Regions from separate parts of the Homo sapiens genome. Here regions 1 and 2 are each linked to region 3. A link is a loop called in an ENCODE intact Hi-C map of the cell type or tissue named here. Cell type or tissue: heart left ventricle. All regions are shown on one strand. Links, peaks and the distances in the headings refer to the core of each region. The heading gives the core; the rest is flanking DNA. Region 1 has its middle 410 kb from the start of ESRRG. Region 2 has its middle 240 kb from the start of GPATCH2. Region 3 overlaps LOC124904512 (a long non-coding RNA gene).

Region 1 (10,266 bases), core at 1,077-9,076, 390 kb before region 3:
CCCCTGGATATCAGGTGTGGGCTCCAATTTTGCAGATCAATTTGTGAGCTGAAATAAGTAGCTGTGGCCCACTAAAACTCAAAATAAAGCTGGGTTTGGGTGATACTTGTGCTAACTTTCCAAAGGCCTTATCTTTGCAAAGGGACATTGTAATTTACCAGCTGATTGGTTTTTCCCTGTCTAAAGATATAGGTTGATTACACCTTTATCTGAATATAAAAAGATGTGGAGGAGCTGAGAGGAATACTGAGTAATAGAACTTTGTTTTCTTGTCTTTATCTTTTCTATTCTTTTAGTCTCAAATTTTGCAGATTCTCTGATAAGTGGGTAGGAAAAGTAGACTCAAGAGAAGGACAAAAAAAGGAGAATAAGAATAAGGAAAAAAAGAGGTGGAAGGAATTTGGGGCGCAATCTTGTCACATTAAATTTTCCAAAGCATCGACATAGTTAGAGCATATAGCTGTGAATTTATTGTGACATAGGCTTCTCCTCACGCTAGCACTGCTTATTTATTGAAAAGTTCTGTATTGGGGAATGAAAAATGTCAAACAGGAAACTTCAACTGTTACCTGGAGGGGACGTTAAATGGTGACTTGGGAGTGATTCACTCCAACTTCTTTATGGCTGGGAGAAGGAATACCACTCTGACATTTTTATATAGGCTTGTGTGCAGAAGCTAAGCACTTAGAAGAGCGAGGCAGTTGAGATTAGATGCGAAAAGAGAAAATGAGTACGTATTTGGGGATTAACCCGCATTTGTGCTCTACAGGGAAGCAAGCTAGGCACTCACTTTGAAGGCATCACTCCAGTGAAACGCCATCAATCCTGAATGAAATTACTTAGGGTGAAATTGCATATCTGCAGGCGGCATCATCTCTGCTGTGCTCCAGGTTTATTTATCCCTCCAACATGAGTTTGACTGGCCTTTGCTAAATATCACCCCTGAATAGCCTAGACCTCTGGGAAAGGGCCTGGAGTCCTAAAAATAGCCACTCATTTCCGTTACCCTATCTTGACTACAGCGTGCTCCAAGCAGGGATACGGCGAAGGGGTGGGGGAGGGGGGAACACAAGTATTCCTTTTTCTGGGACCCGGAGCCCTAGAGTTTGTGGCTTAGCCTCGGAGAGCCTCCGGCAAAGGCGAGGAGGTTGGAAGGAGGAAGAGCAGAACCGCAAAAGGCAATCAGTGGCTCGTTCTCTCCTTCCACCAGGATCCTAGGGCATTCCCATATTCATTAGTAGAATTCGGTCCACTCCAAGAGCCCAGGCTGGAGTCGTCACTCAGGCCCAAGGCAGGTTGGTTAGAAAATAGCTCTAGCAGGCCTTCCCTCCCATTCCTCCAAGCCCCCTGCCTGGGGTCAAGTCACGCCTAAAGGATGTAAGAAGCCTGATTCAGGAGCCGGTCATTTACTCTTTTTCTTTGTTGTTTTCCTAGAGGTGAGGCGAGAAAAAACGCTCACAGAAAGAGAGAGAACCGTTGCAATTTGCACCCCCTCCCGCCCCTCGACGCAGGCAATTCCTTGCTTGCATCTGGCGGCGCGGGCCGAGCCGCCTCCGCGTGGCTAATATACATATTTAGAGGGGGAGGCTGGGCGGCTGCTTCTTCTCCGGGTCAATGTGTTAATTAAAAGTTGGTCTGAGTTGGTCAGCACACAGTCCCAGATGTGCTTAACAGCATGCAATTAACACATAAGGCAAATCTTTTTGAAGATACCAGAATTGAAAACCCCCCAAAGAAACTCCACCCCGCCCCCGCCCTTAACGTGGAATAGCGATGGCAAATAAGGGAAAAGTCATTAAAAGACGTAATTAAATGTGGGCCGCCATTCTTGAAGGGGGTCGAGCTGGAAAAAACATTCCCTAAATCTATATATTTCAAAAATAAATAGCAAATTGATTTTTTTTTTCTGCAGGACAGGCAGGCTCGGAGATCCGCTTCGCTCCGTTCCCACCCCATGTATATTAAATAGCCGGCGAGCGGCGGTCGCCCGGCGCGGTGACCTAGCAAGCGCCCGAAGTCCCCGGCCTCTGCGCGGGCCCGCGCACCGCCGCCGCCGCCGGCAATTGCAGAGGGGCCTCTCCCAGCCAGATTGGTTTCTCTATCCAGGGATAATTACCGCAAGCTCACTTGCCTAGCGTCCTTTATATTTTCAAAAAGTTCAGGGGAAGAGTACGTATGTATTGGAGGGGGAGTGATAGTCATTCTAGATTTAAAAATATTTATATGAAAAGTAACAGTATTCGCGGAGACACCTAATATCATCATCGACCTCATCGGAGGAGCAGGTCCAGGTTCCACTGGCCCAAGGCTGCATCTGCCAGCTCCCGCCTGCCCGCAGTTTTCTGCCTTATTTAGCCCTTTGCCCTAGGTTCTCAGGCCTCCATGTGTCACTTTGCTTCTATTTGTGTTTTCATTTGGGTTGACTGTGTGTATGTATGTGTGTGTGTTACACTTCTCAGAATCCACCAAAGACCTTGAGTAAGAGCTGTTGACTGCATCTTCCCTCTCTCTGAAATCTGTTAGCACCCCCCGGCCCAACCCGCCTCATTCTCCTGCCTATACACATTCACAGGGGCAGGCGCTCCTATGCACGCCCACATTCACCCACACTCCCACACATCGTTCATTGCAACTTCCCCACTTGCAGAAGCCAGATGAGGACTTGGTGCCGAGTTGGGCACCTTAAGGCCACACCGATCTCTAAGTCAACTTCTTGGTTATCAACCTAGACTTTTGTCTTAACATGGTTTCAGGGATGCCACATGATCCCATCACCAACACCACCCAAAAGGAGGCCAGGGATAGCAAATCTAACCAATTAATTATGTGTGTCGTATCTAAAGGGCGTGCCTTATTGATGACACCTAATGAAGCAAATAATGGATTTGCAGTATCTCGCTATTCATCTGGTCCTTCCAGAATACCAAGTATTAAGGAGAGATGGATATGATGGATGGAGAGAGAGACAGAGAGGAGAGGGGGAGGGGGAGAAGGGGTCGGCTACAGATCCTTGGAAACAGACCAGATTTGTTGAGTGTCGGCTTGAAGAAAGCAGTCTGAGCTATGATTTAAACACCGGAGGCATCATTGTTAACTAGTGTCCGACGACTGTCCCCCGCCCCCACTGTGCCTTCCTCCCGCTCCTTTCTTTTCTCCCTTTTGTAGGATACAGAAGGTGAATAATGAAACCATTTTGCTAATAGTTTATGAGCCATGAGATTGGAAATGTATATGGATAGACCGTAGCACCAGGCTAAAATCATTTGAAAGAAGCGTGAGGCTTGGCAGAGACAGAAAGAAACCCTCGGTGTCCTGTCTCCCCAGCCCGAAGCGGAAAGGGACGAATGAGGTGGCCTCGTGCCTCTCCCTCTCCTCTCCATCCGAGGACAGCGGCTTGGCCGGTCCTCCTGCCAGCGCCTCGCCCTCCTCGTCTCCCCAAGGGGCTAGAGCCAGAGGGAGATGAATTGGGGCGATGGCGAGATAGCGCGAGCGGGAGATAATCGTTATCACCAGGGTTTTTCTTCCAGTGATGGATCTGAAAAGATCTATCACGCGGGGTAGCTCTCCCGGAGGCATAAAACAATAGACGTGAACCTCGCGCTGCAGACAGCCACAGAGACGCTGTTCGTGCGTCTGTCATTTCTGCCCCCATAGGGCCTGTTCCCCTAGTTACGAACACCCAGAACCTTGAGAAATGCCGCGAGTACCCACCCACCCACCCACCCGACCTCCACATTCGGCCCTCTAGGAGGTTTTCCCAAAGGCTTTCTTTGCGGAGTTGCTGCAGTTTCAAAGCCTGGACTCTGGAGGAGGGATGCGGGGGCACCTAAGGGGACTGGAGGTGGAATAGGGTGCAAGGTGAGGCGCTGGCCTAGACCCACAAAGGGGCCGCAAAGCCTGGGGAAATCCTAGGAGCTGACTCGGAACGGTGGCCCAAGCCAATGGCCCGCGAGAGACCGCCCCGCATTTGGCCAGGCGTCCCAGAGAGCGGAGGCGCGCGGGGGAGGGCGAGGGCGGGCTCCTCTGGAGGCGGCGGGCTCCAGGCCGGGCTCCCTAAACGGGTCAGCAATTGGAGCGGGAAGGCCGGACAGGTAGGTGGCGTGGGGCGCACAAGCCCGGCAGCGATAACCGGGGACGTCTGTACTGCTTCCAACCCCGTCTTTGAGAACTCTTAAGCAAGCGCGCTCGGGACCGGGACCGACAGGCGGTACCGCAGCCTCCCAGGCCCTTGGGGCAGCCTGGAAAGGGCAGTCCGTCAGCTCTCGAGCCCCAGGCGCGGTCTTCGCGGGGGCTGGAAAGGGAGACGCGCGCAAACGCCTGCGTGGAGCCATGGGCGGTGGGCACACCCCGCAGGGGGAGCTACTGCCTGAGCCCCCTTAGTATTTCTGCATTTTTCCACTCTTTCCAAACTGGATTCTGGGACAGAGTAACTTTTGCGTTTAAGAGGAGGTAACTAGTGGGAAGCGGTCTTAGGAGGAGGTAACTGGTGGGCAGCGGTGTTAGGAAAGGCGCGATTGGGTCAGCAACGCCACTACATAAACTGCATGGGGGACCCTGTTTGGTTTTTGCCCTTTGGGGTACTAGTAGAGGTTAGGCGTTTGACCTCTTGTGTAGTGTACTGGCTGCTGGCATTGGGCAGAGGTGGGGCACTGGAAAGAAAAAGCACCACTGTCCTCCGGCTCCCTCCCCCCCAGCTACTAGTCGCTTTAGGCCCACGGGACGGGCTTGACTCCCATTTCGCAGGCCTGACACTGAGGCAGAGAACGTCCAAAGAGGAGCAGAGCAACGTCCCTGCATCTGCGGACTCTCCTCTCCCGGTACCTGGCGTCAGCTGCAATATCTCCAATTTCCTCAATCCCCACACCCATCCGTGCTGATCGTCCTATTGACCCTGGTTTCTGTGCGACATTCAGGATAAATTTAGCGTAGCAACCTCAGGAACTGGGAAGTTTGGTGTATGGAGCGAGTGTCTGTTATATTCGGGGGGCTTTATTTTTAAGGAAGCACCTAGAATGAAAATGAAAATCCTACTGAGCCAATCACCACCCACAATCCGGCCTGGCCAAAAGGAAAGGGGAAGGGCGGGCAGTAAGTTGTGTTCAGGAATCTCAGTCAAGTAGATCCCATCCGTTGGGTCTGCAGATGTGAGCGGGTGCAGCAAAAGGGCGTCCAGGGACAGGGGTGAGGGCGTGCGGGGTGATTAGTAAGCAAGACCCCATGGCAAAACCCCACGGAGCTATCTCGCAGCTCAGGCTTACGCTAGAGCTGGCGCCCCCAAGCAAGCGATGACGTGACCCGGGTGCCCGCGTTTGCCCTCCCGGTAGGCCAGAGCCTAGGGTTGAAGTAAAGTTGCTGAGTGGGTTATTGTCGCTTCTGGGAAAGGAAATCTGCACTGCAGGAACTCCTTTGTGCCTTCCGCACTCACCTTTCGCACTTCCATCTAAAATTCTGGGTTACCTAAATTCCTGTCCCAGTACCTCAGGAAAACGCCAACTCCTGGCGTTGCTTTCCCTTTCCCTCCCACTCACTCCGGTACTCCCAGAGAGAAACCCGGCTCCGGATCGCCCTCCGCCCCCTGTCTTCAACAGCCACCCTCCCTGGGAGCTCCGCTCTTTGCCCTTCCCATCCAGTGCCAGTTGTTGGGTGGGGGAGAAGGGTAGCAAAGGTAGGTGGGTAGAGAAGGTCAGATAAATGGCGAGATTCTTACCCCCTTCCGCAAAAATTAACACCACTACTGTAAATTCTAATAAAATTAAATTTCATCTCTCTCTCCCAATCTATCCCCTCACAACTACTGCAAAGGGGGCGGGGGTGGGAGTAAGGTCGTCCCCAGAAAAGGGGGGATCTTGAGCAAAATGCACGCCTGCTCCTCTTATTTGTTAGTTGCTTCGGTCAAAAAGTTTGCTATTTATAGGCTACACGCGGCAGCCCGAATCCCCGCGCCCGCTTCCGAGTGCAAAGTGAGAGCGATCCCGGAGGCGCCCAGCGGCCCGACTCCGTCGTGTCCCGTGATTTGTTTTGTTTTATTTCTGCTCTCACGCGGCAAGCAGCCAGGGAGAAGACCGTGGGGAGCCCCGAAACACCCTCTGGTAGTGGCAAAGAAAACAGTTCTGCAGTCGGTGAATGTGGGTCCGCGCCTGACCCCGCTTCGCGCGCGCGGGCGAAAAGGCTGGGAGGAGGTGCAGCCGCCCTGCCGCCGCCGCCGCCAACACCGCCGCCGCCGCCGCCGCGCGCGCGCCCCTTGCTCAGTCCTTGGCCTCCGCCTCTGCCCCTTCAACCTCCAGCTCCACACGCTTTCTCTTGTCCCTCCTCCCCCTTTGATTTCTCCCTTCTCATTCTCTATTTCGCTGTATCTCTTACCCTCCCCTCACCTCTTTGGCCCTACCCTCAACTTCCAGCTGAGTTTGCATCTGGGCGCAAAATGAGTCAAGACTGGCCTTTACGTGGGAGGCGGGGTGGGCGTGTGTGTTTCATAAAGAATAAAACTGTACGGGGCTGGGCGGAGCAGGGGGTGAGGAGGGGGAAAAGCGCGTGCCCGAGCTGGCCCTAGAGGGCTGCCCCGCGCGCTGGGGGAGGGGACGAGGTGCGTCCAGATGGAGACCTTTCCTTTCGCAGTAGCTCTGACCTGGGAATGAGGACGCAGTGCCCAGGAAGCCTGGCCATTTGGCACCATCCCTCTGCGGTGCGGGGACAGATCTCTCTTAATCAAAATCTCAGAACCGCCCTGGGCGGAAAGCGGGGAAAGGAGAGGAAGGAGAGGCTGGGACTAGCCGGAAATAGAGTCAGGGTCAGGTCCCTGAATTCCAGGTAAACTGGGCGCTGCGGCACCTTTTTCCAGCGGCTGCGGCCAGGACTCGCTTGCTGTGAGAGCAAAGGTGCAAGCGGATCGCGGCGGTCGGTCCACAGGCCTTGACCTTGTCCTCTTTTTCTAAATGCCAGAGCCGCAGACTATGCGGTTTTAGAAATCAAACGTCAAGGGGACGGGACCACAGCAGGCTGGCGAGGTTCCTCGAGCCTCAGCCCGGAGCAAGAGAAACGTAGCCGCGCCAAACACGCGGGGAAGAGCTGTGCGCTCGGAGCCGCAGCCAGGCGCTCTTTCTCTCAGGCGCGCAGCGGCTGGCTGGAAACTCGCGCACGGCGGGTCAAAGTGCCCTTTCCCGCCTGAGCTGAGGTACACTTTTGGGGGTACGGGGTGTGGAGAAAGTTGTGACTGAAAATAACCTCGGGTCTTGGATCCATGAGGCCGAAAATGAGAGGCCAGAGCGGGGGTAGGGAGGAATTAAGAACAAGTAAGTGGAGACCGCTGGCTTCGCTTCTCTGGCGCGCAGGGCCCTGTGCCCTCACTGCGCGCATCGAGATCAACTTCTTAGGCACCACCAGTTTCTCCTTCCTCTGTAGATGTCGCAGTTAGAGTCCCCTTTTGGCCACATTCCCCCAAAAGTGCCCAGGCGGTCTTTGCGGATAGATTAGCAGGGAGAGAAGATCCAGCGCCAGTCTGTGTCGGTGCCATTTGGAGGAGACCTACTCCCCAGGGTGTGTGCGCCCGAAGTTCCCCGTCACAAACCATGGGGGCTGGAGCGCGGTCTGTTCCCAGCTCGCATCCCCAGTTCCCTCCCGAGCTCACATTGCAGCAGCAGTCTGGTTCAGACAGGACCCGGGGCGCCCGCATCTGGCCCGGAGCTGCCCAGATTCTCAACCTGGCCCTCCCAAAACCGCTTTCCAAAACTCAACTGCAAAGTTAAAAGCAGAAACAAGTTTCTGCCACTAACTCTGGGCCACATTCGGGGATATGGGTAGATGCGAAACTTAGTACATCTTCATAGGCAGAAACCGGTGGCTCTGACCTCTAAATGTTGGAATTCAGGTGCTGGAGGTGCGATGTCTCAGTATCTCTCAGCCCCATTCCCCAACTGTAAATGCGCTCAGCTCTTTGGTTGAGGGTTTATCTTAGCTGTTGATCTTTGCCCTAGGCCCTAATGGGAAGGGAAGGAAAGGAGAGAACAGGTCAAAGTAAGAAAGGCAGAAGTACTGAGGAAAAGAGAGAAGGAAAAGACTCAAAGTAAAAGCACAGTTAGAAAGAAAGAAAGAAAGAAAGAAAGAAAGAAAGAAAGAGAGAGAGAGAGAGAAAGAAAGAAAGAAAGAAAGAAAGAAAAAAGGAAAACACCATTGCTAGCTGTCTTTCTTTCCACCTTGTTCAGTTTGAAAAGCCCAGGACTTTCAAGAGTGAAGGAGTTAGTTAGCCAAGGACCCTCAGACACATTTAGATACCCCATCCCCAAAATGTTTCTATGACACGCGTCGCTCAAGTATTGGCCAAAGTTGGAGAAGGCCCGAGCGTGGGCTCCCAGTACCTCCGGCAATTTTACTTTAGCATAAACTCTGGGTCCTGAAGATGGGGCGCTAGGCGCCAGGCTCCTGGGTAGCGGTGGGAGCATAGTGTTTGTAGTCTAAATCATTCATTCCGCTTTCAAGAATTTTGTGAAGCATTAGGGCTTTTCCCGCCTTTGACGGGATCTTAAAATTCGGGAGCTTCCGTCGCTTAGGAAAGTGACTTGCTCTGGCTGTGAGACTCACTCGCTCAGCTCTCTATGCGGCAATGCTGGCCATAGCTTTCTAGTTCGCTCTCCCAACAGCAGGCTTCTTTCTGGCCTGTCCTTCCCGCGCTAGGCCTCTGTGGCCTGACCTCTAGAGCCCTGGGTCTTTCCTCACAGTCTGGGGCTCTAGATAGGAAGGACCCCAAGTTCTCTTTCTCCTTGCGAGTAAAGATGACATTTCCACCATGTAGACAAAACTAGACAAGAAACTTTCGGGGTATGGAAGGGAGGTGGTGACAGAGAACGGAGAGGCCCATTTGTTTCCAAATCAGTTAGTGAAGAAAGAAGAAATTTCATTTCCTCCAAATTAGCTCGTTTTCAAGCAACTCTGGAAAATGGCAGAAAGAGGAATTGTCCTCTTAGAAATACTTCAGATCTGTGACCTGTAACCCCCAAAACGAGGCAAGGACGGGGTAACCATGCACCTGTAACCCCCAAGAAGAAGCAACAAGAGAGTGTCCATGCACGTGGAATTGGACAGAAGTGGGTACCTGTGCCCATCTGCATACAGGCCCTGCTTTTCTTAGACGACCGACCTTAGATCATGGTTATAAGTGGCAGCCACCATTTTACCAATAATCAGAGCATAATCTCTTGACAGTTCCTAAATTGTGTTTTTCGTGGTGCCACTGGCTGCTAAGTTGCCAGGGATGCGATAATCAGCTTGAACCATCCCAGACCAAGATAACTTTATGAGCCTTGAAATTCCCCACCTTTCTCAATCCCACTTGCAATTCCTCAGCCACCGTCCTTCCTTCTCTACCAGCATGGCTGTGTCATCTGGGTACTAAAATGGCCTGAGAACCAATCCCAGTTGTTCCTCTCCCTTTTCCCAGCTAGACCTTTGACTAGAATACGGAATTAATTGGCCTAGCTCAAGGTGTCACACACCTGTAATCCCAGCACTTTGGGAGGCCAAGGCAGGAGGATCACTGGACTCTGGGAGTTTGAGACCAGCCTGAGCAACACAGTGAGACCTCCCTCTCTACAAAATTAAAAAAATAAAATTACTGAGCATGGACAGATGAAGGCAATGGCTAAGCTTTTCCTAAAAGTTGGAACAATTCCTTTCCTCCCTCCTTTTCCACTCTGATCCCCAACATCATCTTTCTTGGGTCAGCAACTCCAGAGCTCCAGCAATGGGGTCTTCCTAATCTTGTGCCCTCCCTTATTGGGATTTCTTTTTCTAAGAGGTCAGTGTCTAGAGGAACTGAGTATAGTCTCCTTCCAGGATTTTATTTGATCATCAAATTTACACATTTCAAGGCAAAGAGCTGAGGCCTGAAACCCAGATGTCAGGAGGGAAGGAATTAGGGAGAACCCAGAGAACTAAGTGACTCTTTGACAAGGAATTTCAATTAACTTGATACTTTTCTATTAGGTCTCACCAATTTGAACTCAAATTTTTCCCCTTAAGTGAAGAAATAGAATTCTCCGATTATGTATTAGCCATATGTTCAGGGCTGTATTCTGGCTGAGCATTTTTAGAAGTTGACCACTGAATACGTATACAACCTCCAAAGTCTTCTGCGCCCTCCAATATCTCACTTCATTTTGACATAAAATAAAAGCATTTACTTTCATCCAGTTCTTGGTCACCTTCAACAGGTTGGTTTCAGTTGCTGTATTTCTCAAATTTCCTTACAATAACAGCACATGAACCAGATATGTT
Region 2 (10,266 bases), core at 837-8,836, 640 kb before region 3:
AACTGGACATAGTGCTTATATATAGGAAATGCAAAATAAATGTCTATAAACAAGAGAGGAATGGTTCTATGGGTACTTATTTTCTGATAAGACATTTAATCTCCATGGTCATTCATCCAATCATTTATTCATTCAACAAATACTTATCAAGTGCCTCATATGTGCTGCTACAATCTTACAGATGCAGGCTAAAATGTAAAGAATATTAGATATTTTCTTATTTTACATTTATATTTTATATTCACATTTCATTCTGTTTATTAATAATAAAGCAAGGTAACTATTGAATCAGTTCTAAGCATCAATTTTAAAAATAGGTATGTAAATTTTTAATGACACTAGATATTATCTTAAAATTATTTCTCTTTATGGTTGGTTTATGTGATTGCTTTTTGTCTTGTACATTTTTAGCCCATTTAAGTAAGACAGTCAAATATTTTAAAGTAATCTTTTCCGAACTGACAGAAGGAGTTCCCTTTTGCTGGCTTCATGCCCAATTTGATTATTTAGTATTTATGAGTGAAGCATTGCATAATGGGTGCTATCAGATTATTTTAAACTTGAGCCAATTTTTATTACTGTATGTGAAAAAATAGATTTTGTCAATGGAATTTGACATATGTAATCAATAAATTGCCATGTTTTGAAAACTTCACTAACAGTCAGTTGGGGCTTCTATCCTAATTTAGGTGTCATTGCAGGTATTATCATACTAAAATTCAGCATTAAGACCGAACAGGGCATATTTTGGTGCTCCATTAACATTTGCCTTGGAATTAAAACTTGATACATTCAACCGCTTGCTGCATATATTAATGGGCTCCTAAAACATGCCCCAGAGTGACTTTTAGTACATACACAAGATGGCTTTTCTTTAACTTTCCACTTAATTCTAATCCTTCTCCAAATATTTTTAAAAAGTGTTTTTCTCAGCCTAAAACACATTTTATAAAAAAGTCACAATAGAGTATAAAAGACAATTAGAACAAATTGATTGGACTGCTTTCTTCTATGGTATGCAAAACATTTAAACGAATATGTAACTGGAGAAATAGAAACCACCATTGAGGAAGAAATTTTGCTTACAGATGAGTTAGAGAAGGTCACTTACAAACTTTTTTTTTTTTTTTTTGAGACAGGGTCTCACTCTCTACACTGAAGTGAAGTGGCACCATCATAGCTCACTGCAAGCTCGAACTCCTGGGCTAAGTGATCCTCCTGCCTCAGCCTCCCAAGTAACTGGGACTACAGGCATGTGCCACTACACCCGGCTAATTTTTTTAAATTTTTATTTTTAGTAGAGACCAGGTCTCACTCTCTTGCCCAGGCTGGTCTTGAACTCCTGGGTTCAAGCGATCTTCCTTCCAATTTGCCTCCTAAAGTGCTGGGATTACAGGTGTGAGCCATAGTGCCTGGCCTACAGACATATTTTTAAAGCTTCTGTCATGGCCTCATCTATCTCTGAAAATGCTGAATTGAATATGGGGGGGTGGGGCAGGAGCTAAACACAGATAAGTTACTTTGCATAAGAAATGGTAAATATGGGGATTATGAAATAGAGATAGGGTCTGAGAAGGGTTGAAGAGAATGAGATGTGAGTGAAGGCCAATCATTGCAAGCAATATGGCACAGAGACTGTTAATAATAGGGATTTGTAATGTTCGAGTTTTGTTTTGCTGCAATAGAAATCCCTCCATATCTTCAAACTTCTGTAAAGTCTGATATGCACACGTATGCCTTGTTCTGCAGAACAAATTGCAAGTCCTAGGAGAACACATAGGGTTCCTTCTCCCTCCAATGCTCCTCTGTCTTTTTCTCTGGCTTCCACAAAGCCTATCTTTAGCTCTCACCTTCCTGTGGGTAACAGTTGTGTTAGATACTTCTTCTCTGTGCAACACGATTTTCCCTCATTGTATGGTAATTGATTGTCTCTTCCAGTAAACTCATAGTTCTTGAGAGTTGGAACTGTGTTTTATTTTCTGATTTATACCCAAGTGTAAGCAGAGCATGGAATACAAAGTTGGTGCTCCATAAACATTTGTTAAATTAACAAATAGAATTTGTGGGAGCATTCTATGGAAGATACTGTTGAGGTGGCTGTTGAAGGAATGACTGTCAACTATTGTTTAGTTTTGATTCCTTGCTTTTTCTTATGGTCCATAGTTAACCTTTCATAAATCCTGTCAGTTTTGTCTCATATCAAGAATCCAGCCTTTTCCTCTTCTGTTCAACAGATGCTATGGCTACTTACTGGTAAAAAAGACAGCGGGACTTACTAGTGAGTACAGGCTCTCACACCTGTACAAAAGACACACCACACATCTATTTGTTGTCACTACTAACATCATAATAATCTAGGACATGTGATTTATAAAGCTCTTTAACATTCAAATTTCTGATTTTTTTTTCTCATAAGGTGCCCTTAGAGTAGGTGCTCTTGTGTCTTAATTTGGGGGTGGGGAGGAGAGGGTAGACTCAAAAAGATAGAAATATGCCCAGGGTGACATAAATAATTTAATAGAATTGGGATTAGAACCAAGGCCTTGTGATGCCTAGTACAATGCTGATTCCACAATGTTTCAAAATTCAGATATTGTGATATAATGTTAATATCACTAAAAATGTTTTATGATCCCAAATTTATATTACTTTTTCAAGTATGTGAATTAAAACTTAAGTTAGATGCCCCAGGGAGTTAGATAAGCACTTTTTTCCTGAGTAAACATGGGGGAAAAACGTGGAAAATCTACACACAAATAATATTAAAATATAAATTATCAGAAAACAATGTACTCAAAATAGCTAAGTCTTCTTTCTGAAGCCTGCTGAATATAACAAAAAAGTAGTCTCAAAGACCATGTAAAATGTGATCTCAGGTTTGATTTTGTTGTTTGAGATTACCCATCTTTCCATGGGTTGTAACGTTTATTCCATGTTAACATTTTTTAGCTATTGATTTTAATCTGATTTAATATAATACTATAAACATGAACAGATATGATGTATAAAATATTAATATTGTATTGTTCTCTGCCATTTGCATATAGGCAACTGATATGTTTTTCAAAATTGATTTTTTACTAACTCCAAGGTGATGACAATAAAGTTGAACAAATAGTTAGAGGCGTACAGGGGTACTGATGGCCAAGAAAGAAGCCTACATGTCAGAGAATCACTGGTCATTGATGTGTTTTTTCAGAGCAGATATCTTTGATGTGCCCTTTCAGCCATTGGTATCTGACTTGGATTGTGTGATCCTTGAAGGGAGGATGTACCCTTACTGCCATCTTTGTCAGTGCTAACTCGGTTGCAAAGAACAGAAATTAACTTAAAGGAGCTCAAATGCAATGCAGAGGAGGAGGCTATTTTAAAGATGGAGGAGAACCCCATGGTAGCATATATTACTGGGAAGAGGGCACAGCCAGACTTCGTGGGACTAGAAAATTGCCCGAGAGCTCCTCTAGCTATCTCTCTTTCTAAGGTTATGTTGTTTATCTCTGCTTGTTTCTGCTTTCTGCACCGTTATTTTCTCTACTAATCTCCCCTGCAAGGCAAAATTTTGGGTTCTGCTCATTAAACTTACCTTGTTCTGGTTTGCTGTGCTTCCAATTGTAACCTCAGCTCTAAATGACATTTTAGTTCCAATTTCTGTGTATCATAATTGGAGAGAGAGAAAAAGAAGGGAGTAAGGAAACAAAACAAACCCAACAACCTTACTAGCTCAGTCCAAGCCAGGATCAAGTTCCCCTTGGGTGGTGATGGTGGTAGGAGGTGTCGTGCATCTACCTCTAGTCCAGTCAGCTGAAGCTGGAGAGGGATCATGAGGCATAAATAGGGATGCCTAAGCTCACTGATTTCATAGGGGCTACGGGCTGGGAAGGAATTTCAAAGTAGCAGCTGAAGACAACGATAATTGTTGCTACCATGTCTGTTTAAGTCACCTGATAGACCCCTTTCATGAACTGTTGATGACAAGTCTTGAAGGAGATGAAGGACAAACAGGGAGAAATTCTTTCTTTTCCTCTCCCATCCCTCTTTCTCTCTTTCTTCATCTTCCTCTCTCTCTCACACGTGCAAATACACACACACACACACACACACCCCAAGGTAATAATTTTAAATAAACTTCTTCTGTCTCTTTTTTCAACTTTCTACAGATTTCACCTTGCCTTAATAAATATCATTCCATATGCTTCTAATTTTACAGTAATAATGAGGAAAGGGAAGGAGAAAAAGGAGATATGAAGTCAGATTATTATTACAGTCGAATGTTGGAAAACCAGCTGGCAACTTATAATTTACTGCTGTTCATTAATCAGATACCGCTTAGATCTCAAATATAAGATTTCCTCCATGCATATTCTTGTACAAGATTAGGAGATGAGCATAATAAAGATAAATATTCAATGATAATATAACGTTTTGCCTTGTCTGGTAAATTACTCTGTGAATATATTTTAAAACCTAAGGGTTTTTTTTGTTGTTTCTCTGTCTAGAGCTTTATTATAAACTTGTACATATACCATGAAAGACAACCAAATACCATTTAAAAATTAATGTTTTTATCACATCAACCATGGAAAGTCAGTACAGGGAAAGAAGTTTGGGTTTGTGGATCCAAAAATAAGAAATAAGAGTGATGAAATACAAGCTTGGATGGGAGCATTGTAGGCTTGGGGAAGAAAGCCAATGATCAGAGCAGAGTTAGGATCTGGAATCCAGACCTAGAGCACATTTGGGTAAAGCATCACGCAAAGGTCAGTACCTAGCAAGCAGGTGCTTGGCAGACATTTGCTGCTTGAAGATGGGACACAGCTTCAGATCACATGCAAGCCATGGGTCTGCACTACAGGCAGATATGTAGCAGACACTCAGAAATCTAGCCAAAGAGAGCCTGAATAAAGAGGGAATGCCAGACCCAAGTGAAAAGTCTGGCCAGCAAGTAGAGGGCACTAGTGCAAAGCAAAGAATTTTCTGACCAGAGGGTTTCTGCATAGTGGATGTAACTGCTCTTGGCATGAAGAACAAGAAACCCAGAGAGGATGAAAATTCCTAGGGGGTAGGGGTAAAAGATAAACCCAACACTTTTTATAAGGAAAGACTTAATCTTGCTTATATTGTGACGTAGATCCTACAGAGATAGCTAAGAATATAATCTCTTGGCTTCAACAGACTATTATACATGACACAAATATAGAAAAATTCAAGAAGCAACATATATATTAATAAATTCTATACAATTATCTTTGATTATATTATACGGCCCCAACTTTGGCAGGTATCTTGTACATTTAAGGAAAGTTTTGTAAAACCCTGTTTAAGTTAACCACATAAACACCCTTGAACATGTTCTTTCTTCCTTCATATATTCAGATGTTTCACTAACTGTTTAAAAATACCACTCTCTATATCGTGTTAGTAAGCTGTACTTCTTGCCTTCAACAAAATTCGAATTTAATAAAAGTGTCTGATTTTGCTTAGTATTAAATTATTAATACATATTTTTACTTGATGGTGAAATTAAACTATAGTATTTTAGTTTTGGGAAGAATATTCTCTGGGGAAGCAAAATCGTTAACTTCTACCAAGCAATTTACTAAAGCATTTTCTAGATCAGATAAATGCCCACATTTAAAAATGTTTAAACATCATTTATATAATAGTAAATATAACTATAATAATATATGTTGATATAAAATATATTAATGAGAAATTTTAGAGTAATGTCAATACAATGTTTATATTATTGCATTTATAACAAAGATAGTTTTTCAGGGCAAAGATTTTTCTTAAAAGGGGTTAACTACTTTATGATTATAGAAGGAATGCATTCTAATTAACAAAAGTCACAAACAACCTGTTTATTTAGCATATTTGTGGGACCATTTCGATTTAAAACATTCAAAGCACCTTAACAGGGTGACAAAATATCTTCATTTTACAGAAACTTGATTAATTTCCTGCCTCAAATTGCTAAATGTTTATAATCATATCTTGCAATGGAATTTCACTTCACTTAAAAAGTGCTAGAAAAAGAGAGTTTCGTTCATGCAATAAGAAAAGTCAGAATGTAATGTAGTGTTTACTGAACAATATATATAAAATATGCTATTTTTTCCAATGGCACGCTCCAAACCAATGAGATCATGATACAACACAGATATGAAAGAAATAAAAGCTAAAGGAAGCACAATCATTGTGCGAGTTATAAAGCTCTTTTCAAACATGGTTGCGTCTAGAATTATACTGTTAGCATTAACTACTCTGCTAAATGTAATTTCAGAGCAGCTTGGCTATGCTGGGACCAATAATGTTTCAGCAGATGTTAACAGTGAGGGAATTTAAAGATTACAGAGTTTCATGGGTGTAGTAAAGCTGCAGTGGGAACAGAAATATTACCGTAGCTGTTATGTTCTGAGTGCATCACATTTACTGACAAGTAATACATGAGTGATAATGAGGACCAAGGGAATGGAACTTTATACTTACTGGTCAGCAGCATATAAATTCCATAAATTAAACAAAGTTTTATGTATTCTTCATTTCTTTTCAGACTGATCTTCCTCAGAGGGCCTTTGTTTCATGTTAATTCCATCATCAAAGCTTTGTTCAACCATCCTGTTCTCTTTAGGAAATGTATATCCTTGTTCAGGGTTTCCTTCCACAAATACATCTCTGTTATTTTTTAAACTTGTAGTGATCTCCATGTGGAATTTGAGGGAGCCTCAACATTTTTTATTATGGGTTTTATCAGACTACACACTCCTTGCAGAAATCCCACCCTTGTCCATTTAAAAGAGACAATGTTCAGCATATTTCTTCCCTTAATGATCTAAAAGGAACAATACTGTGATATCTGAAGATGTGAATGGGAGAAAACTTGGTTAAGGACATTGTCTTTCCTTATGCATAATCTGGAGGTGAGGACAGTGAAGGGGGGGGGTCACTCTATTCACCTGGGGGCTAATGGACAATGGGCATAATAGTTCATATAATCTACAGTGTGACCTCCAGCTTTTTCAATGGGCCAAATAATCAGCCACTAGAAAATAAAAAATTCTTGGTGGACTGAACATATTTCATCCTAATAACTCCACTGGATCTCAGAACAGAGCCAGAGTTAGATTACGAGATTTCTTACTTACAAGACTGTGAGAAGCAGGACTGATATGATACTTTCAAGTCAGCAATACTTACAAAATTTAGACAGTATGAATGTTGGAAATAAGAGCTAAACTAATAATATTTGGTGACTTCTAATAGACGTAAAGTTAGCCATGTACAAACGTAGTTTTTCCTGGTCATATAGATACAAAGAAACAACTTCATATATCTTGGACCTCATCTCACCACACTGAGACATTGACCAGATCCTGGAGTAAAATTTTCAAGTAATATGTAGCATATAGATACTCCCACTTAAAATCCAGAGGCCAGAATGCCCATGTGGAGCCCTCACCTGGTACTTCCGGACACTTCCACCCTCTTCCTTCTTTGTGGCTCACTTAACTCATGTGTGTGTCTCACTTGTTGCTAGACAGTGAACCTGATGGAGAGCTTGGATTGTCTTATTTCTTGTTGTTCCCCTGACCACTAGTACTTTTCCAGTGCTTTGCAATAGTAAGCAAAGAGATAATAGAGAGTGAGAGAAAGGCAGAAGACATTGCCAAAGATCCTAGCCCTAGTTAGCTAGACATTATGTAAATTACTGAAAATCATGTTTAAAATTATGTTATTATGCAAATACACATTTCTAAATTTTTATATACAATAGTATGTTAGTCTTTCTACTTACCATACATATTTCTTTTCTTCCTATTTAAAGACTTTTTTTTTCAGAGCAATTTTAAGTTCAGAAAAAAAAAATGAAGAAGAAAGTTCAGAGTTCCCAAATACCTCCTGCCCCCACACATGCACAGTCTCACCCATTATTGACATCCTCACCGGTGTTGTGCAGTTGTTACCACTGGTAAACCTACACTGATACATTATTATCACCCAGAGTCCAGAGTTTGTGTTAGGGTCCATGCTTGGTTTCGTACATTCTACGGGTTTGGACAAATGTATAATGACATGTATCTATCATTTTAGTATCATACAGAGTATTAATACTGCCCTTAAAATCCTCTGTGTCTGCCTTTTCAACCTTCCCCCACACCAACCCCTGGCAACCACTGATCTTTTTATTGTCTCTCTAGTTTTGCCTTTTCCCCAGCATTGTATTGCTGAAATTATACAGCATGTGACCTTCTCAGATTGGCTTATTTCACTTAGTAATATGCATTTAAGGTTCCATCATGTCTGCAACTTGATTGCTCATTTCTTTTTAGCACTGACTAATTGATTGTTTGGATGTACCACAGTTTATTTAACCATTCACCTAGGGAAGGACATCTTGGTTGTTCCAAGTTTTGATAATTATGAATAAGGCAACTACAAATATCCATGGGCAGGTTTTGTGTGGACGTCAATTTTTAACTGCTTTGGGTAAATACCAAGGACTGATGGGTTTTACAGTAAGTATATACTTAGTTTTGTCAGAAACTGCTAAGCCATCTTCCAGAGTGACTATACCATGTTGCATTCCTACCAGCAATGAGAGTTCCTGTTGCTCCACACCTTTGCTAGCATTTGGTGGTGTCAGGATTCTAGATTATGGCCATACTAATGGGTATATAGAGGTATCTCATTGTTGTCTTAGTGTGCATTTCCCTAATGACATATGATGTAAAGTATCTTTTCATATGCTTATTTGTCAGCTGTATATGCTCTTTGATAAGATGTCTGTTCAGGTTGTTGACTTATTTATTCATAGGGGTTTTCTTTTTACCATAAATAATTCTTAATATTTCAATAACCTTCTGAATTGAGGAACTGGAAGCGACATTACTTTGCCACTCTGTCATTTATTAACATCTTTTTCGTCAGAAGGCTGAGGATTTTTTTACCCCCCAGAGATTCAAGAACGTGAAGTTTCCTCAATAACCCTCCCTAATCTTCATCTTTATACTAGCTTCTCACTGGTTATGGTCAAAGGAAAACTCTACGCTTTTAAATGTGGAAATCTGGTGGGAAATAGAGACATATTATCGTGTAAAGTATTTTTATTTTAAATATTACACATACTACTTTTCTAACTTCACATTGCTGATGATTTTATCTGTTTCTAAGCTAAGAAGTTGGACTTATTACTTATGGCAGGCAGGAGCCAGTGAATCAGCATTTGCATCAGTTCCGCGATCCCCAGTTCCCATAAAGCAACGTGAAGAGGACCAGGTGGCACCTGTACACATAGTGGATTGTGTTCCAGGAGGACTGCTGAGCTTGAAGCCTGGCCTTGGCTCCAGAGGGCGACCCCATCTCTCTCTTCTAAGGCTGTTCCCTGTACAAACATCATGGAAAGAGGAGTCTAGAGCCAAGAGAGAGAGTGCTTCTGCTAACAGGATCTACAGACATGTGAAAGACACATGGAGAATATCTCCCAACAGTGATAATCTGGAAGTGTCAGATTGTTCACCTTTTATCTAGAAAACTGTTTTTTTTTTAATTGAAAGTCACTTTCAGACTCACATGGTTAGGCCCCCTGTAGTACTGGTAAGACAGCTGCAGGGTTTTCTGGCATTAAATCGCTTCTCATAGACTCTAAGACAGATCTCCCTTCAAACAAATTCTTATGCCATCGTAGGATGTATAAAGGGTAAAAGTTATGCACTATTGAAATATAAGTGGTGAAAGCAGTTTTAATTTTCTTGCTGGCACTATTATCTTTTAAGTCCTAATAATCTCTCCCATGCTCAGGCCATGAGCCTATAAATCGTACAAGTTCAATTAGCAGTGCAGGAGAACTTTTCCTCAACAGTGCAAGGGACTGATAAAAGCAAACAATACAATTCTAGCATGCTGCTTATTAAAAAGAAGACACCCACACAGCCGACAGCAGACTGAAAGCCTTTTTATTTTGACGGTACTCTTTGACTGTCTATCATAAACTTAGCAAAGCAGGCTTTCTCCATCCTGCTCTTCTTTTATTGGATATAAATCACCCCTGACAGGAAGTTTTATGTTCGAATCCGTTTACTGTCCTTGTTGGTAGTCTTTAAATTAATATTTATAAGCTGAAAGAGGCCTAAAAGGATGCAGCAGTAAAATAGCTAAATGCCTTAATTGGGCTTGAACCGATTTCCACCTCCTTGGCCATTGACATGTTTTAATTACCCCTGACCCAGGCATCCATTGTCAATGCCGTCCCTATACCCACAAATCACT
Region 3 (10,266 bases), core at 1,461-9,460:
CCCAAACTCTTTGAACTTGTCCACCATAACATGTCATTCTGATATCCTAGAATACAAAAAGAAGAGAAAAAACCCTAATATTTATATATTGCTTTTTTTCAGTAGTTTGGTTTTGATGAGATTGGGAAGAGAATGGATTTTATTGAATGCCAGGGCTTTCCATTTTATTGCATCTATTTCCACACATGCCTGTGAATTAGATAGAGCAGATGCTATCTACATTTTTCAGATGAGAAAATTAAAGTACACAGGCTTCCTTAAGATCTGGCAGCAAGAAGCTAGATTTATCTGGGGTACAACAGCATTTTGGGAATGCACACTACTTGGGTCCAAACTATTTCAGGTTTCTGGGGGAAAGTTAGTTTTTTTAGATTCCCTGTAATGTGCAGGGGGGCCAGGGTCAGGCAACATCTCTGGATTGCTACTAATAGGGACCCCTCATCCAGGAGGAAAGTATTCACTATTTAACTACAATCATTAGCAAATACAAATAGCCCCTGGAATAGAAGAAGTTGAAAACTTTGAAACAGTATATATTGCAAAGTAAATCCTTAGCATAAAAATGCATACTGTTTCTTGTTGTTTCTGCCACTGATGGTCTACACTAAAGGAAGAAGATTCAGTTCTATAAACATCTACTGATTGCTCTGATTCAGCTACTTGAGACTCCACAGAATTTGGAGATTGGGTTTTGGGGACTGACAGCAAGGATTGAGTTAAAAAGGTCATTCTTTCCTTATATGTGGGGACCATGTGAGGTAAATATAAGAAAATAGGAGTAAAAAGGAATTTTATTTTCACCAACCACAGTATAATATGCTATTGAATATAACAAAGCTATTTTCTATATAGTATGTAGTTTGTATATAATTGATAATTCGGGATATGATATAGTCACTTTGATAATTTAGCCATTTATTTAACCAAATGCTCCTTTTTACAATATACAGTAGCTGAGTTTGGGGGGCTCTAAGATCTAGAGTCCTGGTCTAGGTGGAATGAAGGCAAATCATGACTTGAAATTCACAAATTAATTTTTGCTTTAAAGGCAAATCATGTAATTTGCTACCACTCTGGGAGGAATGACATTTAATATAAAACCATAATTCAGGAAATTACAGAACATCAAAAATTCACCAGTTTGCTGCTTTGAAAAAAAGTAAAGTCAGTTTTTATTTAAAATATCTTATTCAAAGAAAACAGTAGATGTGATAAAATCATGAATTGCTTTGGAACCTATAAAATATCCGCTATGCAGCCCCTTTCTCTTTATTGTTCTTTGTAAATGTGTTCATGGAATACCCAAAATATATAAACATGAAAGCCATACTCTCCTTCTTCCATAGTCTATCATCATCTGCCTCTTTTAAGAAGGCCTAGTTACATGTAGCAAATTTGATGTCCCTGTCATCATCTTGAAATATTTGTTGAATGAATGGATGGATGCATTCCCCATCTGTGTAGTCAGTTCTCAATTATCCATTATAATGGAGTTGAAATAGAAAAGGAACGTTTGAGAGTGAAATCCACAAATCATTGAGAAAGTTCATGTGATTCATTACTTTCAAAGTTTCCCACCAAATCTTTTACGCAACACGCAACTAGATTAAAATGTGGCAAAAAAAAAAAAAAAAAAAGTTCTTTCTCTTTTGCCTGGTTGTACTGACTTAGATACTAAGGAATAAAATCTGAAATTAGTGACTGAAATAAATATATAAATAGAGCCCGGCGGCTGAATGATTATCTGTGAATCATCACAGCAGTAGCTTAGGCCAAACTCATTGTTTCTTATATAGAGTTCCTAGGCAGATATTTTTTAACAGTTGCTGGTAAATCTGAACTAAGGGTACAGAAGGAAAGATGCTCCCAAAAGGATGTTGAATGATAAAAGTTGACTGTCACCTTTGCAGTGTGATAGAGAGGGGAAAACACAATTTAAATGTTTTAGGAAATACTGAAAAAGATACGGGACTCTAGAGTGAAAGTTCGAGATACTTCTGTTCTTTTGTAAAAGTTAATCCTGAGACAGCACTATATCATGTGAGTATGTGTGTAAGTGTTCTGGAGGGAAGGCCTGGGATTCCCCAGGGTTTAGACCCCTTGGTGAAATGTATAGGCTGGGTCAAGGTCACATTCATTTTGGGTCTTATATTTCAGAATATTTGGAAGGAAGAAGGTTTCGGGTTTTTGTTTTTCCTCCATCTCTTTTAAAATGTCTAGCTGCTTCCCATTAAGTTACTTTTGAAAGCTCTTATGTTTTGGGAAGAAAAAAATGGCAGTAAAATCAGCATGGTTTCTGACAAAAGGCCTGAGAGCAGCAATGGTAGGATAACCAAATGCCACACAGAGTTGATAACACTGAGTGGAGTCACAGCTGAGCAGAACAAGCCCAGGAAGTCCAACTTTATGTTGCATGAAAGATCACTGGTGACTGATTTTATTCCTGCTCTGAAGAAAATGTAGACAATGCATGCACACCCGGTCCTTCTTACGACTCCCCACCTCCTCCCTCCTGTTATATCTGAAGCCAGGGTTTCTGACACTCTGATACAAAGTCATAATACATAATCCTTAATACTTCCAAAGGGTCCTGGCTTTTCAGCTAAGAAATTAGGTATGCTTTAAGTTTATTTGGACTATACCTATACACTTTGTTAAAGGGCTATACCACAGGAATGTAAGAATATATACACTTTTATGTATTTGCACAACTATTATAAAATATGTGGAAAGCCCAAATGCACCTCTGATATTAACTTTTTTAAAATCAGAACATAGACTTAAGATAAAAGGAAACTATAAGCAATAGCAGTATTAGTTTGTTGAACTCCTTTCCTGACATTTTCTTTCACTGTTTTTTAAAAGGAGGGTGGCAGTAATCATTAATATGGACTTTAAAAATACCCTTTGATGGTTTTCTCTTGCCATGTCTCATAAATTCCAACCTTCTTTGATAAGAAAAGTGTCTGACATTACAGACCAGGCAAAACTCTCTGAACATTAATTGAAAGCATCCAATTGAATTGTCATATCTTTGCAAAGAAGTAATCATAAGCACTAGTGTGTAGTTTGAAACTTTCGATACAGGAATACAAGAAACATGTTTATGTATGCGTAGGAAGTTCTAATGACAGGTACTACTCTGTGTGTGTGTGTGTGTGTGTATCAATATATAGATATATGGTCCTTTGCCTTTGGTTATCATTTGCCCATGTTAATTGGTAATGCTTATAGGTTACAAAGACAGCAAAGCCACACATATTATTTCCATTAATAGAAGTGAGACATCATCCTCATCATCCTGGTATAAACTTACTGGTGGTTCTGCATCTACCTTTCTTTTATTTTGATAACTTTTAATCTTGATAGATTGAAAAAAAATAGTGAGAAGGCAGCAAAATATTCTTCTTGAAACAGTTCTGTTCTAATCACTGTAACAATTTTACTATTTTAATTCTCCCAACAGTCCAATGAAGTAGTTACTATTCTAAGCCCATTTTATGGAGGAAGAAACTGAAGTACAGTAAAGTTAACTAACTGGCCCAAGACCAGAGAGCTAATAAGAGGCATGGATGGGACCCAGCCACTGTTCCAGAATACATGTCCACTACACTCTACTGTTCTAAAATACCCTAGTATAGGAAGAAAGAAATGTCTCAGACTCAAGCAATTAGTAATTACCATCATACTGAATCCATGCTGGGCTAAACAGTTCTTTGATTTGGCCAGTTTTAGTTCAAATGCCCAGAAGTTCTTTCTGAAGAGAATAGGACCTCTAGCAGTGTGTTCTGAACTGCTTTCCAGAGGTAAAGGGAGGTATGTTTCTCCTGTTTGCTTCAGGAAAGAAACATAAGTAAAAGTAAAGTATTCATTCCTGTCTGGCATTTTATCAACTTCACTAAAAAACTTTTATTTTTTGTTCTTTAGAGGCAGCTGAGATGAATTGTTGCAGAGTGCCTACCTCTTCAATAAGAAATTCATTCTCTCCTGTCACATGCACCCGTAATTTCCATTGATAGAACCTTTCAGAAAATGGAAATGAAATGTATCTGAAATTTCTTATACAGCTAGAAAGCAGAGAAAAGCGGAATCTGCTCTCTTGCTATTGAAGCAAAGGAAAAATTGTACATTTTTTTTACTGGATTTTTTACAAAAATACTTAACTCTTTTACATCTCAGTTTCCCAATCTGTTAAATGGGAATAATAGCCCTTCCAAGTGCTTGAATATTCTAGGTTTAAAAGGCCAAGTGAGCTTAGAATGAAAACATCTATTTTCTTTCAGTGCTGTGGCTAAGGACGCCTTGAAGTAACCAAGCCACAGAGCAAGGATGATGGCCTTTATCGTGTAGAGAGTGGACGACCAGATGGCAGAGCCCATTCTACATAATGACTCTCACTCTGGTGGTTTGTAATTTATGAAGTAGCCTTCTAATCAAAGGCGCTGTTGGCTGCCAGAGAGCTCAGCCACAGCATGGAAATAGCTTCTTCCAAAAAGAAAAAAATATATATATCAGCTGAATATTCTTCCATCTAATACGATAAACAGTCTAAAACACAAGAAAGGTTATCACCAATGATTCTGATTTTTATTTTGTAAACCTTGAGGAAAGAAGCGAAGGGACAGGTTATCTAGGGAGGCCTTTTCCCTTGACTTTATCAGGGAAGAAACAGGAACTATTCTAGCCATCTTGTGTCTTTTGGGTCTACTGGTGGCTCCCAGGCCCTGATGCCTAAGCAGGGAGGAAAAAAAGGGAAAAGAATAAAGGGAGTGGAGGGGCAGGCAGTGAAAGGGCAGATGAAAGGGACAGGAGAGAAATGATGAAAGGGGTTTGCACAGCTGGGCTGAGGCAAAATACCCCCCACCAAATGTCAGTGGTTGCTCAGAGACATCAAAAAGGCACTGGAGGAATTTCTCTAATTTCCATAACCAAAGTTAAAATAAATCAGAAGTATGATGAATATGGTAATAATTCTGCAACCTCTTCTCACAGTCCCTAAGATTTTGTCCCTTCATCTCTTTTGCTGTGACTAGCATTTCTATTGTTCATGATCCCAGTTCTTTCTCTAATATGACAACAGCCTCACTAATCTAGCTATAGCTGAAGTCATAGTTTCCAAAGAACTTCACTTGATTTAGAGACATACACTGCCCCATTTTCTCTTAAGCGTGTAAGGAGACTAAGAATAACCCATCCACTACTTGGTGTTGGGTACATTTTCAATCTGGCATGCCAAAATTCCCAACTCCAGGGTGAGAAATAAATCTGTTTCTTTGAATAGCAATGAGAAAGATGGGTAAGCATTTTAAAAGGGTAGATGATGAGAGCGGGTAGCAGTGCTAAATGGAATTTTATGTTCTTATGAACCATTCAGTATAAAATGATAGGGTGTTTTCTGATTAGGTGATTTTAACTTTTATGGTGAGAAAATGGTTAAACACAGAGCACTCTCCTAAGGTATTTCTTATGAAGCCTTTTCTTCTTTACTGAAAGCACATCAGGGAAATGGATGATGCATCTCATTTGATTCAAGTGAAACAGTTTAAATTGTTATGGCTTTGAGTTTTTTTTTAAAAAAAGGTAAATAACTCTCTTTAGTGAAGAACTGTATCACAGTATGTTCTTCTTCGGGTGGTGGCCTGGTGCCTATCAATGTATTAATTTGTGACATTTGATAAATACATGCCACTGGACAGTAGGTTGTCAGGACATATATTTATAAAGGGTCCTAGCCTATAGAGTTTTCATTTTTAAGCCAAGATCCTAGCAAGTAGCATCATCTCTGAATGAATTGTATTTAAATAGGGTTAGAAAGAAGATCAGTAAGGTAAGAAGATATGCTTTAAGAACAGCCATTCATAATCAGAAAAGCCAGGAGATATTTTTTTAAAAGACCACAAACTATTAACTGAAGAACAGCTTTTTAATGCAGAGCTTTGAAAACTGGACATAGAATATCAACTAATAGAGAAAGAAAAGAGGTAGCTTTCTTAGGAGAGAGAAAGTCTATCACAAATGGAATGTGGTACTGAGAGGTTGGCTAGCTGGAAGGCAAGCCACAAGTAGAAGAGTGATTTTGTTCTCTCCGAGGCGATGTCTGCCAGATTAGAAGCATCAGTGCCCTCTATTGTTCACAGGAGAACTGCAGAATTGCCTGAGAACACAGGCCAGGCATTTTTTGCCTTGTAAACAGACTTCTCTACAAACTGCAATGGATGATAATCAATAAAGCTGAAGGAAGGGAGGGAGGAACGAAGAAAGGAAGGAAGGAAGGTTGGTTGATTCATTTGTGGTCCTCTTTGTAATGTTTGAGCACTATTGTCCAAATGCTTAAAACATGAAATCTTTAAAATGTTTTTCCTAGACTAGCTATTTGAGTTTATTAACATAAGACATATTCCTCAGAAAAAAGGTGCAATTTACATTTAGTGATAGATGGGGATAAAGTTTATGATGCAAAAATTCTTCTGTTAACTTCATTATACTTATTTTTTGTTTGTTTTGATAAACCTCTATTTGCCAATTAGCATTTGACTAACTTAGGTAGAAAAATGCTGATATTAATATCTAGTTTTCTCCTTTGCGTAATTATACTTCCCAGTAATGATTTCGATCTGTCATCATCATGGAAAATATGGGGACTGGAAACTTTTTTAAAGCTAAAATAATATTAAAAATAGCATTGCTCAGCTATGTGTTTTACCAAATTAAAGATTACTGCAGGAATGACAACTTCATTCAAGCAAATCATTTGGAATTACATTAAACAGCTGCTGTTAAACAGCTGACGACAAAAGAGACCATTTTGATCTCCACAGCACAGGGAATCTAGCAGGGCGCTCCCTGCATGGGGTTATGAAGAACATTGTGCTCCTGTGGACCCACACACAGCGTATTCCCTATCGCGCTTGTTGCCAAACACTGGGCTCTCTAATCACTTTGTATTCAGTCAGAGATCCAGGAAGTCCAAATCCAGCCAGACAAATGCAGAACAGCTTAGCAGAAGCAGCTTTAACAGGTGCCGTCGGTATGGTCTTAGGGAACCTGAGAGACACGACAAACCATGGGGAGCATTGGTCATTGGTGTCAGTTTGCCCAGCGCACTGGATGGCACCAGTCACTGAACAGCAGTTTGCCACAGAGACCAGTTAATTGATCCTTAAGTGATGGCATAACAGTGCAAAAAAAAAAATATTTAGACACCTTAACTGTGCAAGTTCCCAGCAAACAGGCTGCTGCTGGGTCTCTTGCCTGCTCTCCCTGCTCCTTATAGTGCTAGAAAGAGAATGGACTGGAATAAAGAGCATGGAGCCATGACAAATTAAAAGGGATGGATGAGAGATTTGATTTAAGCAGGTGTTGTCTTTCTACGTCGACCGTAGGCAACTGAAGATTGCCACCCCATAAGCATAGACTCAAATGGATGGGCCCCTCCCCAGCTCTGTGCCTGTCTATAAGGGTATGTGGTGCCCCCAAGGAGACCACACTCACATACCATGTTTTGAGATTATTTCTAGATGGAGACAACCACTGCACTCAGATGTGAACTTGCTTTCTGTGCGTCGTCTGCCTCAATAACAGCACTTGATTTAAGTGAGTTTGAAAAAGTTGGCTGGCCTGACAACATCCTTCCAGATTCTGTCACTTTATAAACACAGGGATGACTTATATTCCCCACAAAAAAATCAGAATTTGTGTATTGGCAAAATGTTCATGAACTTACTTGTGTAACTTGAGCAAACACAAGAGAAATAAGAGGTTTCTGTGTGTTCAGATACAGCAAGTTGCAGAAGAAATTTGAAAAATCTGCATTAAGGTGGACAACAGCCTGTATAAATAGTTCTATTAATATTTAGACTCTTGGCTTGGTACTGATAGTAAAAGGGAGAGAGAGAGAGGGAGAGAAAGCAAGGCCACATTTTAAATTATTTGGAATTTCTGGCAAAGTGTTTGCTTCTGCAGTTGGGAAAACATTTGACTTTCTTGTATGTTTTTCTTATTCTGCTACTACTGCATTAAAAAAATGGGGTCCCAGACAGATTAGAGTAGCTAGGCATTCTGGTGCCACAAAATGTCCATTTCCATTCCGTCTGGGTAGCATGGATTAACTAGTGTGATACTTGTAACCTGTTCTGAGCAAGTGTGGATCTAGGCTATACATTGACAAGTGAATTGAGAGTCCACTGCTTATGAGGGATTCCAGCTTTACCCTCTGCTTCCAAAGCTTCTTATTTTCTAAACTTTATTTGTAAATCAATAATTACATCCCAATATAGTCCTATCTGAATGCCCTACATTTTAAGAGTAATAACTCTATTTCAATAGTATCTTTTATTAAAGTTCATGTTACTGACATCATAGAATTAACCTTTATACAATCACCTTTCTAGTTCATTTGCAAGAAACTAAAGCAAAATGGAGTTGATAGAATAAGCAACATTATAGGCAAAATGAGGGAGGAAACCTACTGGATTTTATTAATTATATCTTAGCCTCCTGAGCACTGTTGTTTTTTGAATTATGCCACATACTGTTTTCATAGATTAATAATATTTTAAGGTTTGAATAGACTTTGTATAAATTAGTCCTTTTTTCTCACAGTAAAGTTGGTAGGCTGAGGCCTAAAATGATTGAACGTTTCGCTCAAAGTCCACAAATTGCTCACAGCAGAACCAGAATTATACCAGTAAGTATTTTGGTATTAAGTGTTTATGGATTATTTGATAAAAATCATCATAACTATTTTGGAAGGAAATGCAATCATTGTGGGCCATATACCCAGTTGCTCTACCTTCCTGTGTCTGGGATATCCAGAGAAATCAGAGAGAAGCTGTGTTGCTGGGCATAGGGGTAGGGGAGAGGGATTTCACCCAATCTATCATTATATCCTTGTGATGCTATAAAGGACCTGTGCAGAGGAACAGAGCCATATGAATGATATTGTGAGGACCTAGCACGTGAGACAAAGAGGTATATGAACACTGACATTATTCCCATCATATGGTATTGCCATAGAGTGAGGCAGAAGAATAAACACAGGGCTAAGACAGAAAGAAGCCTGGTGGGATGCGGGTAATTACTCTCAAGTTTGTCTCTGCCACTTATGGGTTGATAGAATCCCAGGCAATTTAAATGACGTCTCAGAATCCTTGTTTCATAATCAATAAAACTGGAAAACTAACATCATTTATCTCACAAATAGGTAAAATCAGATTAGGGGTGTGCAAGCATTTTTGGAAGCTTTAAAGTGAGATGTTTGTGCTAGAAATTAATAAAATAAAACAAGTCTACAAAATACAAATTCTATGAAGCCTGTTTTATGAGTTCTTTGATGAGGTTTCCTTTGCTAAGTCATACTGATAATTACTGATAATAATCTAAGGTCTTTTGAATATATTGAAGGAAAAAAATTAAGTTAAATAAGGCCGTTTTAAGGAAAATGGTTACAATTCCTTGCAAACAGGTATAGCACAAAGTAAAGCAAAATAGTGTGTGCACGTGGGTTTACATGCTTCATTTATCTGATGAACAGACAGTTTTTGGAAAAAGGGACCAGTCTTTGTTTATTTAGAATTTGACAACTCTGTAAGAGCTTTAAGTTAGGAGATGAAGATTCAGTGCACATGTTTATTATTTCATCAAACATTTACCAGTTTTATCTATTTAAACAGGTCACTAATCAGCTATAGGATCTAAATAAATGGTATGACGTTCCAAGTGATACCTTTAAAAATGAATACATCTGCCTACATTTTCAAATTTGACACCATCATTCTATCATTAGGCAAGCAAAAATACTACGAAAATTAAGAACTTTAAGCAAAGAATTCTTTTAAAAGTTAGCTTTGGTAACTTCTGTTATTTACGGTTATGTGGATGTCATACTATTTGGGATATAAAACACTATATATATTAAATTAATATTTTTCCAATGAGGGCATTTTGCCTGTAAATATGAATATTTTATTAGTTTGGTATCATTTTTCTTTTCATCAGCCTAGCTTGGGCCTCCTCTATTATACATTGCTTCCATCTAGGAAAAGCATGTGTTGTAGCAGAAAGAGTTCAGACCCTGGCAGCAGATAGTCCTGGGGTCATATTCTGGTTCTGTCACTTACTAGCCAGGTTTCCTTGGATAAGTTAATGTTTGAGCTTCATTTCCTTCTTTTTATTTCTTCATAAAATCAGAATCATTATCACCATAATATCTACTTTTTACATTATTAAGATTGTTAGATAATTGCACAATAAAAGAAGGCTGTTATT

The links. A loop is a pair of places that touch in the nucleus more often than their neighbours do. Peaks named below come from ENCODE experiments on the same cell type or tissue, not always from the same donor. Only the 100,000 strongest peaks of a DNase experiment are listed, where the experiment ranks them.
Region 1: a loop joins it to region 3, with 3 times the contacts of the local background. A loop is called at or near these places in 4 of 110 quality-filtered maps.
Region 2: a loop joins it to region 3, with 7 times the contacts of the local background. A loop is called at or near these places in 6 of 110 quality-filtered maps.

The regions. Positions count from the first base shown.
Region 1 is chr1:217,131,492-217,141,757 of GRCh38, reverse strand. It overlaps a transcript of ESRRG not described here. Among named protein-coding and RNA genes, the nearest start is that of ESRRG, 410 kb to the right of the region's middle. RefSeq lists enhancers at 2,917-3,627, 4,339-5,049, 5,050-5,761, 7,310-8,076 and a silencer at 6,857-7,151. In heart left ventricle, for the core only: no CTCF peak of the experiment used is centred there; DNase peaks (open chromatin) are centred at 1,979, 3,997, 5,970, 6,610 and 1 weaker place; H3K4me3 peaks cover 4,613 bases; H3K27ac peaks cover 2,622 bases; H3K27me3 peaks cover 4,078 bases.
Region 2 is chr1:217,388,735-217,399,000 of GRCh38, reverse strand. No RefSeq gene overlaps it. Among named protein-coding and RNA genes, the nearest start is that of GPATCH2, 240 kb to the left of the region's middle. In heart left ventricle, for the core only: a CTCF peak has its summit at 4,935; no DNase peak of the experiment used is centred there.
Region 3 is chr1:216,746,074-216,756,339 of GRCh38, reverse strand. LOC124904512 (a long non-coding RNA gene) reads left to right here. Exons shown (of 2, transcript XR_007066880.1): 1 at 1-3,162. It also overlaps a transcript of ESRRG not described here. Among named protein-coding and RNA genes, the nearest start is that of ESRRG, 28 kb to the right of the region's middle. In heart left ventricle, for the core only: a CTCF peak has its summit at 6,137 (motif pointing left); no DNase peak of the experiment used is centred there; H3K27ac peaks cover 3,296 bases.